Regions from separate parts of the Homo sapiens genome. Here region 1 is linked to region 2. The links are chromatin contacts, found by Hi-C or POLR2A ChIA-PET in ENCODE. All regions are on one chromosome and are shown on one strand. Each heading gives the region's core, a stretch centred on a gene start or an enhancer-like site at or near the end of the contact. The rest is flanking DNA. Distances are from core to core; before and after follow the strand shown.

Region 1 (5,975 bases), core at 2,563-5,062, 53 kb before region 2:
TACTGTGTGCTAGATTACTAGATTAGGAATTTTAAATATCAAGTGTCGTATAATTCTCACAACACCTTTGTGAAGGAAGACTAACTTCTGTCATCACAGAAGAGGAAGGAGAGGTTCAGGGAGATCAAGTGAGTCACTTAAAGTCTCATAGAGAAGTGGCAGAGCCAGGTTATGGAGAGCCCAGATCTCCCAGCACACACCCAGGTGTCTTCCACTGCATTACAAGTGGAATGTAATGCATTCCACTTGGCTGCATTACAGCCAAGAACGCACCAACTGGCTCTAGGGTACTTAAAAAAGTTATCAAGAAAGATCAGGCAGAAGGGTGGCTTGCTCGGTACTTTTGCTACACTAAAGATGTGGTAAAAGATGGTGTTTTCAGCCTCAGTTAATTGTAGATTATAATGTTTCCTAGGAAAATATTGATGATGGAAGAAGGGAGCAGGGGTGCATTGGGAGAAACCAAGAATGAGTGAATTTGTAATTTTATAAATATCAATAATTTATATTTATTTTATGACCAAACTGACCAAATGTCATTTTAGTGTATACATTACAATGAAAAGTTTAGTATAATCTAGCTATTGTCAAATCCTGGCATCTAAACTATAGTCATAGAGCTTTGTCGATCTGGTTATGGAAATTATTTACAATAGGTGTTTTTGTATAGCAAATGTTTTTGCTGGTCTGTATCCATGTAATAGGAACATTTTATGATGAAAGGACTGGATTGTTCAGGGAAGCAAATTATGCTTCTTTCAGGAGTGTTGTTTTGTCATTGTGCAACAATTACTCATTAGTTCCCCTTCTTCTTACTTACCTAAGTAGCAAACCAACCCGTTCATCATTCCTAACCAGAAAACGCCTTTCCATCCCCCAAAACAACTGAACTCATCAAAAGGTGTGGAGTTACTGATAGAAGGGTTTGAGTTGGGCATTGGATGTAAAGGTGTGCATTCCATCTTCTTTCTCCCACTGGGTCCAGCCATGATGCTTTTGCTTGCCAACACAATATCGTGAGCTCAGACTTTGGCAATTCATCTCTGGTTTCTTTACACTGAGAGTGTTTCTAATAATATAATAGATTTTCATTTTGAAACAGATGCCACAGAGGATTCGTTAGCAGGAAAACCCTACTGTGTAACTAACACTATAAAGTTACCAAATGTAAGGTTGGGTGGTTAGATTGTTAGCTTTTGGGGACCAGTTGGTAATTAGATAAGGGGGCTTTGTAAAGAAAAACCAGTTGAAACCAACACATATTAATGGAATGTATTTTGTATATTCTACACTGTTCTAGGTGCTAGGTGCTAGCAGAAATATGGAGAAATACAAGAGTATTTCTCCCAACATTTGCATTATTAGTTTTAGGGTAAAATTTTCTCCCATTCTCCCATTTTTCAAGTTCATGCCTTAGTTTCGTTATAATAAAATCATGAGGATAATGTTCAAAGAACATATACCCTAGCTCAAACATTAAGCTGATAAATTTTCTTCCTGAAATTACTATCTTCATTCTAGAATTTTAATGTTTCTCATTTCATCATCTTCACATAGCTAGGGTGACTTGAGAACAGACTTTAGGACTTCCATGTCATGGAAACACACATTGATTGGTGTAAGAGTGTGGATTGGATAGGTATATTTCTGGAAACCTTAGCTACTTCTTTTTGGTACCATTTCCCAAAAATGAGCAATCCAGGGCTTTTTTTTGGTAAATAAAGGGCAGAGCTGTGATCCAGTCTATAGGCCACTTTGGTCATTTATTTATTTTGACACAGAGTCTCGCTCTGTCACCCAGGCTGGAGTGCAGTGGTGTGATCTCAGCTCGATGCAACCTCTGCCTGCTGGGTTCAAGCAATTCTCCTGCCTCACTCAGCCTCCCGAGTAGCTGGGATTATAGGCATGTACCACTACGCCCGGCTAATTTTTGTATTTTTGGTAGAGACAGGATTTCACCATGTTGGCCAGGCTAGTCTCGAACTTATGACCATTCACCTGCCTTGGCCTCCCAATGTGCTGGGATTACAGGTGTCAGCCACCGCACCAGGCCTATAGGCCACTTTGAAACTCATTACTGTTCTTCATATCACCTGTGTTGAATCAGAGCATTGACCTTCCCAAGTCCCAGTCTCAGTACTTCAGAATGTGGGTATCTCCCTGAGTCAATTGCAGGGCACAGGCTGTTCTGTGTAGTTTCAGCTTTGGGAAAGCAGATACTTATTACAGTGAAATGACTTTTTACAACAGACAGGAATAAGATTTGCTTAAGAAGCTGAACTGCTGCTCTTGATCATGGAGGATGGAATGTTCAGTAAGGGCCACTGGTGAGAGTCTAATAAACTGATATTACTTATTATTGACATTAAATGGACCAGTCTCATGGGCCGGTTACTCCGAAAGTCAATTACCGAAGCCTGTAGTAAAAACTCAGTGTTTTCAAATAATTTAGAGGCTCCAAAAGGTATCAGTAAAACATGGACTGCTGAGTGTCTGAGGCAACAGAGCTGACTGAACATAAACAAGATGGGCATAGTCACATATTTATTTGAAGAACTCCTGAAGATGCCCAGAGCCTAGGGATCATGGGAACGATTCTGAAATGGTTGAAAGAGAAGGAGGGGTTATATCAATACCAAAAGTATTTAGGCCCAAGGACATTGTCTCATTTAACCCTGTGTAATCCTCACAATACCAAGGCATAATTATCCCCATTTCACGGAGGGAAACAGAGACTCATAGTTACAATTCCTAAGAGGCTTGGATAGGGCTGCTTCTGTGCTAGTCTGGCCCCAAAGCCAGTAGATTATCCGTTAGATTCTGGGCCCCTCAGCCTTCTCAGTCTGGGCTTGATTTACTTGTCCAACTTTATCTTCCAACCGGAATGATTGGCTCTTTTTTTTTGACAACGTCATCTCGAACTTTATTAAGTATCTGTTTTCTAGGCTGAGCCTACATAGAACAACCTCTGAACTGCAATGGACTCACGGAGATGTCCACACACAGATGCTCTGAGACTCCACTAGCCAATTCCAATACCCATCCTTGATTTGTTTACTCAGCTTTGCTGCATCTATTTGGATACTTAATCTAACCAATTTGTCCCTTTTTTGAATTTTTCTCTCGCTAATCAGCTTGCAAGATCCTATTCTCATTCTCAATAAGCGCTGCTGGTGCCTGATTCAGTGCTCCGCACGTTGTTGTCTCTCAAGAAATCCTTGCTGGTTGCCTGTAAGGCACCCACTCTCCCTCCTTCCCTTCCCATCCTCTCCCCCAACAAAAGCTGGTGCAGAAACATCCCAAAAGGGGCCAGGTTCCACGTGCTTCGTCCCCTTCCTCTGTCCCCTCACTGTCACCCACCAGGCCCCAAATATAAAAGGCGAAAGGCGCCGTTGCAATCAAAGCCTCAAAACAAAAGGCTCAAGGGGCGACTTTATTGACTCAGCCCCAACCAACTCAAACTTCCCCGTCGTCAGAATGTTCTTTCCCGCCACTACCCTGTCTTCCTGGAGCTGAACTTAAGACTCTTGGTCTGGCACTCGAAAACGCGTGAGGGGTGTGTGTGTGTGTGTGTGTGTGTGTGTGTGTGTGTGTGTGTTGGGGGGAAATGGGAGAGGATAGCAATAGTGCCGAAGGTGGAGGCAGTGGGGTGCGGGGAGAACGTTTCCCAGGGAACCTGAGAGCCCCAGATCTCGCGGCTGGCGACTTCCAACTCTCCCAAAGAAAGCCGCGGGCCTAGCTCGTTCATCAGTGTCACATTTCAATGGCAGCGCGGGGCGGCCTCGGCCAGGTGCCCGCGCGGGGCCGCGCGCCTTCCCGGCACGGCTCGGCCCGTCGGCGATTCAGACACCGCCAACCCACAAAGCCCAGACGGGAGCCCGGGGCTTGGGGAGGCCCCGAAGGCCCTGCGCGCCTCTCCTTCCTGCCGCCCCCACTACCCGGGGCTCCTTCGCGGCCTGCCGCCGGGCAGTGCGGGCCGAGTTCGGGCCTCTGTGGCTGGAGCCCGGCCGTCCCCGCGCCCCGCTGCCGTCGTGGCTTGGGGGTTCTGTCCTTCCTGCCTTCGAAGGCCAGGTCCCTCCTCACCCTCCACGCTGGTTCCCCCGGGAGCCACTGTCTGGGGCCAGGGGAGCCGGACTTTCTGATCGCAGCCCAGCTCTGCGCGACAGCGGGGCCGCGGACACAGCGTCCGCAGAGCGGCAAGACACTTTCTAAACTCGGGGATCTTTCAGTTTGCGAACAGGGTGGCGAGTAGAACTCTACCCCCAGCGCCACTGCTTTTACCCGGCCGCCGCGAGCTGACACCAGAGGGCGCCGTTTTAATGCGCTTCGGGCAAGGACCAGCTCCGGGAGCGCTCCGGCGTCGAGGCCGGGCTCGGATCTCGGGACTCGCTGCGGCGCCCTCTCCCCTAGGGCGCTCGGCCTGGGGTGCAACAGCGAACCCCGCTTCCCTCTTCGCGAGGGGAGGTTTACTGCACAGGATTGCGCCCTGGCTTTGCACAGAATGAGGGTTCCTTGCAGCCGTCCGGGTGAGGAGGAGGAGTGGCCCCTACCTGAAGCCGTGCCCCCGCCTAACTGCTAAAGAACACGTCTGCAGGCGTTGTTCAATTGAGAACGACTAATTAATTTTCCAGCACTTGTGCAGAATACTTTAAAATGGAAAAATGAAGGTCTTCGATGAAAATGAAGCTTGATAGTGTGCACCTGCCACTAATGTACGGTGCACGGCAACTTCCCCTCATTAGAGCGATGACTTGGGTTGAGAACAAGTCATATAGTGAAAATCACTTCAACACGTGCCTGTTCATATGCATAAACTCCTGTGTACCAGATGGCAAAATATAATGACATCTTAAACAGCTAATTGCATAAACCTTGTAATGCAGATAATTGCTGTACCAAAGTAGGAGTTAATAATTTCCCACTGTATTGCTTGACTTCAGAGTAATCCTCAAGGAAAGTTGTGACAATTCTAACACACTAAAGTTCACCAAGAGGTAATTAAAACTAGCAGTTAAATCATTTGACTTTCAAACCCTTAATTATGATTCGGAAGAACTGCTTTGTGGAAACCCAGAATTTACGGATGGTTATGTGATAACATTTAATGCCTGTATTTCATCAAGTTTTCTTTCATATATTTTATTCTGGAAAGTTATTCCAATAGCAAGAGGTTTCCATTTTGGGGTAAGAGTGGTTAACTGCCACCCCCAGTTGGACTGTTGATTTTTTTCAATTAAACATTTATTTATAGAGCCCCTTCTACAATAACTAACTCCAAGCCTTACCATGTGCCTGGCATTGTTCTAAACTTTACAGGTATTATCTCATTTAATCCTCAAAGCAACCATCTGAAATGTGTACCACTGTCATCCTCATTCTCCAGATTAGGAAGCCCAGACATAGAGATGCTAAGTAATTTGCTCAAAGTTGTCTAGAAGTCACTTTCCCAAACTCCTACGGTCTGACCCCAGAGCTCATGCTATTTACCGCTGTAATCTACTGTCTCATGGATTAAACCAGGGCCTTAATAATTTAATATTTCTTTTCTTTTCTTTTTTTTTTTTTTTTTTTGAGAAGGAGTCTCGCTCTGTCGCCCAGGCTGGAGTGCAGTAGTGTGATCTCGGCTCACTGCAAGCTCCGACTCTCGGGCTCACGCCATTCTCCTGCCTCAGCCTCCTGTGTAGCTGGGACTACAGGCGCCCACCAGCACCCGCGGCTAATTTTTTCTATTTTTAGTAGAGACGGGGTTTCACTGTGTTAGCCAGGATGGTCTCGATCTCCTGACCTTGTGATCCGCCCTCCTCCCAAAGTGCTGGGATTACAGGTGTGAGCCACCGCGCCCGGCCAATAATTTAATATTTCTAATTATTGTCTAATAATATTTAGAAATAAAACTAAAATAACATAATTGGAGTATAAAAGTCAGTTGACAGGTAGATGTCTTTGCTGAATTTATCGGTTTATGTCACGATACA
Region 2 (5,427 bases), core at 708-3,207:
GGCCCTCGTAAGAACTGGAGTAAAGAAAAGAAGCTCAAATCCTGTCCTCAAGGAGCATACATTCTAATAGGAGGAAGAGGGACAATAAACATAATAAGTAAGTTAGGTGGCCGTGATGCAATTTTAAATAGAGCAGACAGGCAATGTGAGGCCTGAGCAAAGAGTAGAGGAAGATGAGCAAGTCATGTGTGAGTCTGCATGAAATGCATTCCAGGCTAAGGGCAGGAGCGTGCCCTGCAGGTGCGAGGGGCAACAAAGAGACTGGTGTGGCTGGAGGAGACTGGGCAAGGGGCAGAGCAGTGGGAGATGAGATCAGGGCAGGAACGGGCTCCAGGTACTGTGGGGTTGTCTCGTAGGTGATCTTGAGATTGGGCTTTTATCCCTGTGAAATGGGGAACCATTGAAGGGTTTTGATCAGAAGAATCGCCTGACACATTTAAAAGAAACTGGATTATGGAGGAGTCATATGTGGAAAGAAAGACTGATTTGAGTACTATTCCAATAATCCAGGTGAAAGATAATGCTGGATTGGGCCTGGATGGGAGTGGTAGAGCTGGTGAGAAGTAGGCAAGGTGTAGACATGTTTGGAATACAGAGCCAACAGGATTTTCTTAAAATTATTGTTGATGAATCAAGCTCAGTTAATGTGCTTAAGAATGTTGTCTCTTTCTGTGAGTTTGTAAACTTTTCAGTTTATTATCTCATGTGATCCTTATGACAATCTTGGGATGTGGGAGGGGCCAGCAGCCCCATTCTCAGGACAGAGAGGTGAAATGGTTCTCCCAGGGCCACACAGCCTGGAAACTGGCTGAACTGGGGTACTCAGCACCTCAGTCCCCTGACTCCTTTTCTAGTCTTTCCTTCTTGTCAACTTGCTGCCTTTAGACTTGTGCTCTTTTAAGAATCTTACGCTCTATTTTCTGAGCTACCAATGAACCATCCCCATCTTTAATGGCTTCACTCATATCCATCCAAATTTCAAAACACAGTGATTTAACAAGGACAAATGGGAAAATCTGCAGTGCTGGAGGGAAGACTTTCTGGCTCCCAGGCCCTGAACCCCCTCCCTCTGTCTGTCCCCTCCCCTTCCAGTTCTCTGCTCCCTCCGACCCTGTGAGTCTGGACTGAATTCAATTATTCCTCGCGCTCTCATTACAGTCTGACCAAGATTTATGAGTTGATAATTGTCTGAAAGTAAGACCACAAAGTATCATTTGTGTTTGGGGCTGACCTTCCCGGTGACCTTTAGGATTAAAGGCAAAATGAAAAGTGTGATTTCTGCAGAGCCAAACAGGGTAACGTGATCCAACCCGGCTAATAATCCAAAGCCTCGGATTTCCCTGGTTGAGGACATATTAAAGCTGGGCACAAAGGCGGACAACTAATCCTGCAGGTTCATTTCACAAATTAATTTTTTTTAAGGCATCACAACCTCCCTCCCTCACTTTAGGGTGCATTCTGAGTGACGTTTTCCAAACAGGATGATGACAACAGCTCACACCTCTGAGGCCTTTATTGGATTATTTTTACAGGCCATTTAAAAACACTTTTTTGAGAGGTCCTAATTGAAAACAGACCTTTCCCCTTGCTTGAGTTAGCAAACAGAGCATCGCTGGGGGTGAGAGGAAAATGAATTCATGGAAACTTTCCCAGATCAGTGGGTGAGACTTGACACTCACTTCCCCGAAGCACAGCACATGCGCAATAATGGCCCTTCCTGATAGTTCTTCCTCACATGCACCAGCTATTCAAAGACAAAACTGCAAAGAAAACACTCCTTGAGACTCAATATAAAGCTTCCAGCCAGCCTGAAACATTTGTGAGGCATTTGTGGTTCCCTGTTGGGAATATGTAATACTGTGTCATTCTGAGTTAGAAGGCCACTTCCTAAGGGAAGAGGGGCTGTTGGCCTGTGTCCCACGTGGTGAATCATAAAATGAAAAGGCCTAATAAATATGAAACTGTGATAACGTCTTCCCTCTGCTCAGGCAGCCTCTATTTTTAGTTCAATATGTATCTATTGCACCCAGCACTGGGCTGGGTCCTCTGAAAGAAATCCCGTAAAACCTCAAGGAGCTCACAGGCTGGAATATTCTTTCACAGGCAAGCAAGGACCCAGGGCTGTGCTCAAGCTGGGCTACAAGGGCTGGACCAGGGTCTGGGGTTGGGCATAGGTTGGGCTGACTTGCAGTTGCTGGCCTTGGAGAAAGGAGAAGCAAAGCCACTGTGATTGGAGGAAGGAGATTCAGGAAGCAAGGACAGCTCTTAGTGTCAGTTCCAATGGTTGGGTATGAGAAAGAGGGAGTAAAAACTGGGGCTTCAAGAAGGCAGGGACTATAGTTGTATTTCCTCCCAGTGTATTCACAGTGCATCTGGTTCACCAAAGGTAAGATCAACCATTGCTGAACTTAACAATTTGCTTCCTCCCTTTGTAGTCAATTGTGGTGATATCTCTAAATGCACATATTATTTTACACCAAGTATTTGAGCATTGTCTGGGAATCAGGTGTTTATTCCACTTTGGAGTATTTCTTCATGTATTTTTTGCCTTCTCTATGACATTTTAAACCCGTCTAACACACACATGTACCTGTACTGCATAGCAGGTACAACCACAGTCTCCTCTGGGGTTAGGCTGCCTGTTGCATCTGTAAAATGGAGCTATCAATAGTGAGATCGACTATGTAAAGCACTTAAAACTGCACCTGGTCTACATTAAGTGCTCAATAAACTTGAGCAATTATCATGATTAGTCACTAATACATGTGAGCGGTGTAGGTCTCACAGATATCTGTGACACATTCCAAAACCCTCCTCACTTGTTCCTGAACTATTCTTTTTTTAAACAGGAGTTGGCCCCAGCCCTGTTCTGATCTGCATGTTCTTTGTGAAGTCTGCCTTCAGCTCTTTTGGTCTAGTGTTAGGACTTTATCTCCTATGTGTCTGGCTTTCAGCTCTCTGTAAATATTGGCTTGGCCTAGTCCTGTATTTCTTACCATTCCAGATGGCTTCAAGTAAGCTGTCAGTTCACATCTGGCCTCTTGAATTGCCACCTGGAATCCCTGTTCTGACACTGTTGCACTGGTCAGCCCTCTATCCAAGTGAAGTCGTCCCAGTGGTGCACTGGAGTGGATTGCAACTGCTCATGAGGGCCAACTGTTAAAAGCTACAGAAATTTTGTAAGCTGGTCGTCAAACACAGCCACTATTAAAAATTAAATGGTATCAATTCTCAATTAAATAAAATATATTTAAAACAGTTAATAAATACACAAAAATCATTGCCTCCAAATTACTTTATTATATTTTACCATGTTCCAGACTCTCAAGGTGACTTCATCCATGGCGGCTGTGTGGCAGCGAGCTACTTGCGCATCTCTTCTGTTCCGTGAGGTCATGTTGGCAGCTTGAAATTGATCAAGTGGGAAGCATTTACATCACAGAAATTGGTAAGAGCTGCAAATTAGGGCTTCTTTCCCCCTGGACAGCTGGTTGTTTAACACTGACCAGCACACCCCCGGTTCAGCTCTCTCGATGTGGCATAGGAGGCTGCTCAGGCTTCAAACACAATGGCTGCAACTACTGGCATAGCAGTGTGTCCCTTACTGGACTGTGACCAGGTTGAGGGTGGAGGACCAACATCTATTCATCTTGGGTCCAGAATCCCTCTTTCTCTATGCTGCCCTGTCCCCAGCCTATTTGTAGAATAAAAATTTGAATGTGAGTTTACAAAAAAAAAAAAAAAAAAAGAAAGAAAAAAAAGGCCTCTGGTAACATCTGCCAAGATCCCTTTTTGGGGATCTTAACAGCGTGACAGGTAGAGAAAGGGTGAATGACAGCGAAGACTGTCATCCCATCCTCCCCACTGTAACTGGAGGGAGCTGGTGTTTGGTTGGGGTGGAGTGACCCCCAGGACACTTAGTGACTAATCTACACCCACACATCTTGTGCCAGGCAATCTCCATCAGCAATAATTGTCTTTTGAAAATGGAGTAGGGGTGAGAGAGAGAAAAAAAGAGAGAAACTGAGGGGGTGGGGAGAGAGAGAGAGAGAGTCAGTTGTGTAGATAGAAAAAAAGACAATGTTGGACTGTAGGAGGGAGAAGGCGAAGGAAGGATAGAGTGGCTGTTTAAATATTACTTAAGGATGCTAAACATGTCTCAAAGTTAGAGTTTTTGGTGATCAGACTATCGTTATAAATGCTTGCATTTAAAGCTTTTGCCTGATGCCTGCAATGGAATGTCTAAACAGTGCACATTTCAGCTCCTTGTAACTGCAAATGGTAGAGGTGCCAAGGAAATAATAAATAGCCCTGGGTTTGGTGCATTCATAAATTTCATATAATGATAACTAGTTAACACTTTTCCAAAGGTCCAAGGAAACAGCCAGGATGACCCTTCACATTTAAAACTCAGCTTCACACATTTTATAATTAAACTGCCTTCCAGGTGACTTATGACCTGGGGTTTTTCCTTTTTCCTGATAGACTGCCTTGGCATCTTGTAGGGCTTGACTGTTAACCTGGGTGTCTGCCTTTTGGGAATAAGCCTGAGTTCTGGAGAATAAAAAGCCATTGCTTGTGCTTATGCAAAAGCAGATGTTCAAATGGGAGACTCTGACCACCTCACTTCCCAATAACCTGAGCCACATCATTAGGAACATCTCTGTTAGGAATGTTGCAGGCCAAAGTTTGTGACTCTGGGCACATTAAGACACCAGGAGAGATGAAATTGCTCTTCAGTTGGAAAGTTGTCTTCTAACCTGTAGTTTGGGACAACTGGGATCTTTAGGGCAATCGATCTGAATCTGTTTTAAAATTTGCCTCAAGCATGCTGTTGGCTTTATTTCTAAAATAGTCAATTTAATCATGTAGCTACAGACTGTGGACACATGTCCTATGTCTGTAGGTTTCCCTGCTAAGTCAGAGCCAGGCACTATAGTATCTTAATGAAAACTAATGCATGTTTACTGTTATTTCTATTTAAAATAATAATAATGATGCTAGCAAACATGATTTTATGTATTATATATATTATATATTTATTATGGTACATTGCTATAAGCCAGGCAGCCAGGCATACTCTAAGAATTTAATATGTACAATATCATTTAGTCTTATATAAGATGAGTGTTGTTACTATCATTCTCTTTTTTTTTTGAGATAGAGTCTTGCTCTGTTGCCCAGGCCGGAGTGCAGCAGTGCTATCTCTGCTCACTGCAACCTCTGCCTCCTGGGTTCAAGCAATTCTCATGTCTCAGCCTCCCGAGTAGCTGGGATTACAGGCACATGCCACCACGCCTGGCAAATTTTTGTATTTTTAGTAGAGATGGAGTTGCACCTTGTTTTAATTCTATTTATATACATTTGTATGTACTGGGTTATCACATCAAATGTATTTTTTTTTTTTTTACTGTGGATAGCAGTAAA

What was found. Hi-C counts contacts between places; a loop is a spot of excess contacts on that map. ChIA-PET counts read pairs that join two places held with the same protein, here RNA polymerase II (POLR2A). Pooled maps may share reads with other maps.
Region 1: a map of left cardiac atrium shows a loop between it and region 2 (2.7-fold over the local background). The contact joins two enhancer-like sites. A Hi-C loop is called at or near these places in 12 of 168 maps with a recorded cell type or tissue (adrenal gland, breast epithelium, colonic mucosa and 8 more) and 4 of 50 pooled maps. POLR2A ChIA-PET finds 5 or more read pairs at or near these places in 4 of 52 experiments (H1, K562, MCF 10A and 1 more).

The regions. Positions count from the first base shown.
Region 1 is chr1:61,041,453-61,047,427 of GRCh38, reverse strand. No RefSeq gene overlaps it. Among named protein-coding and RNA genes, the nearest start is that of NFIA, 38 kb to the left of the region's middle. Within about 2 kb of position 3,812, at least 19 of the 41 ENCODE cell types and tissues checked have a DNase peak (open chromatin) inside an H3K27ac peak, as active enhancers do; they include adrenal gland, heart right ventricle and psoas muscle, where a contact is called at or near this core.
Region 2 is chr1:60,986,666-60,992,092 of GRCh38, reverse strand. No RefSeq gene overlaps it. Among named protein-coding and RNA genes, the nearest start is that of NFIA-AS2, 19 kb to the right of the region's middle. Within about 2 kb of position 1,957, at least 12 of the 41 ENCODE cell types and tissues checked have a DNase peak (open chromatin) inside an H3K27ac peak, as active enhancers do; they include adrenal gland, heart right ventricle and psoas muscle, where a contact is called at or near this core.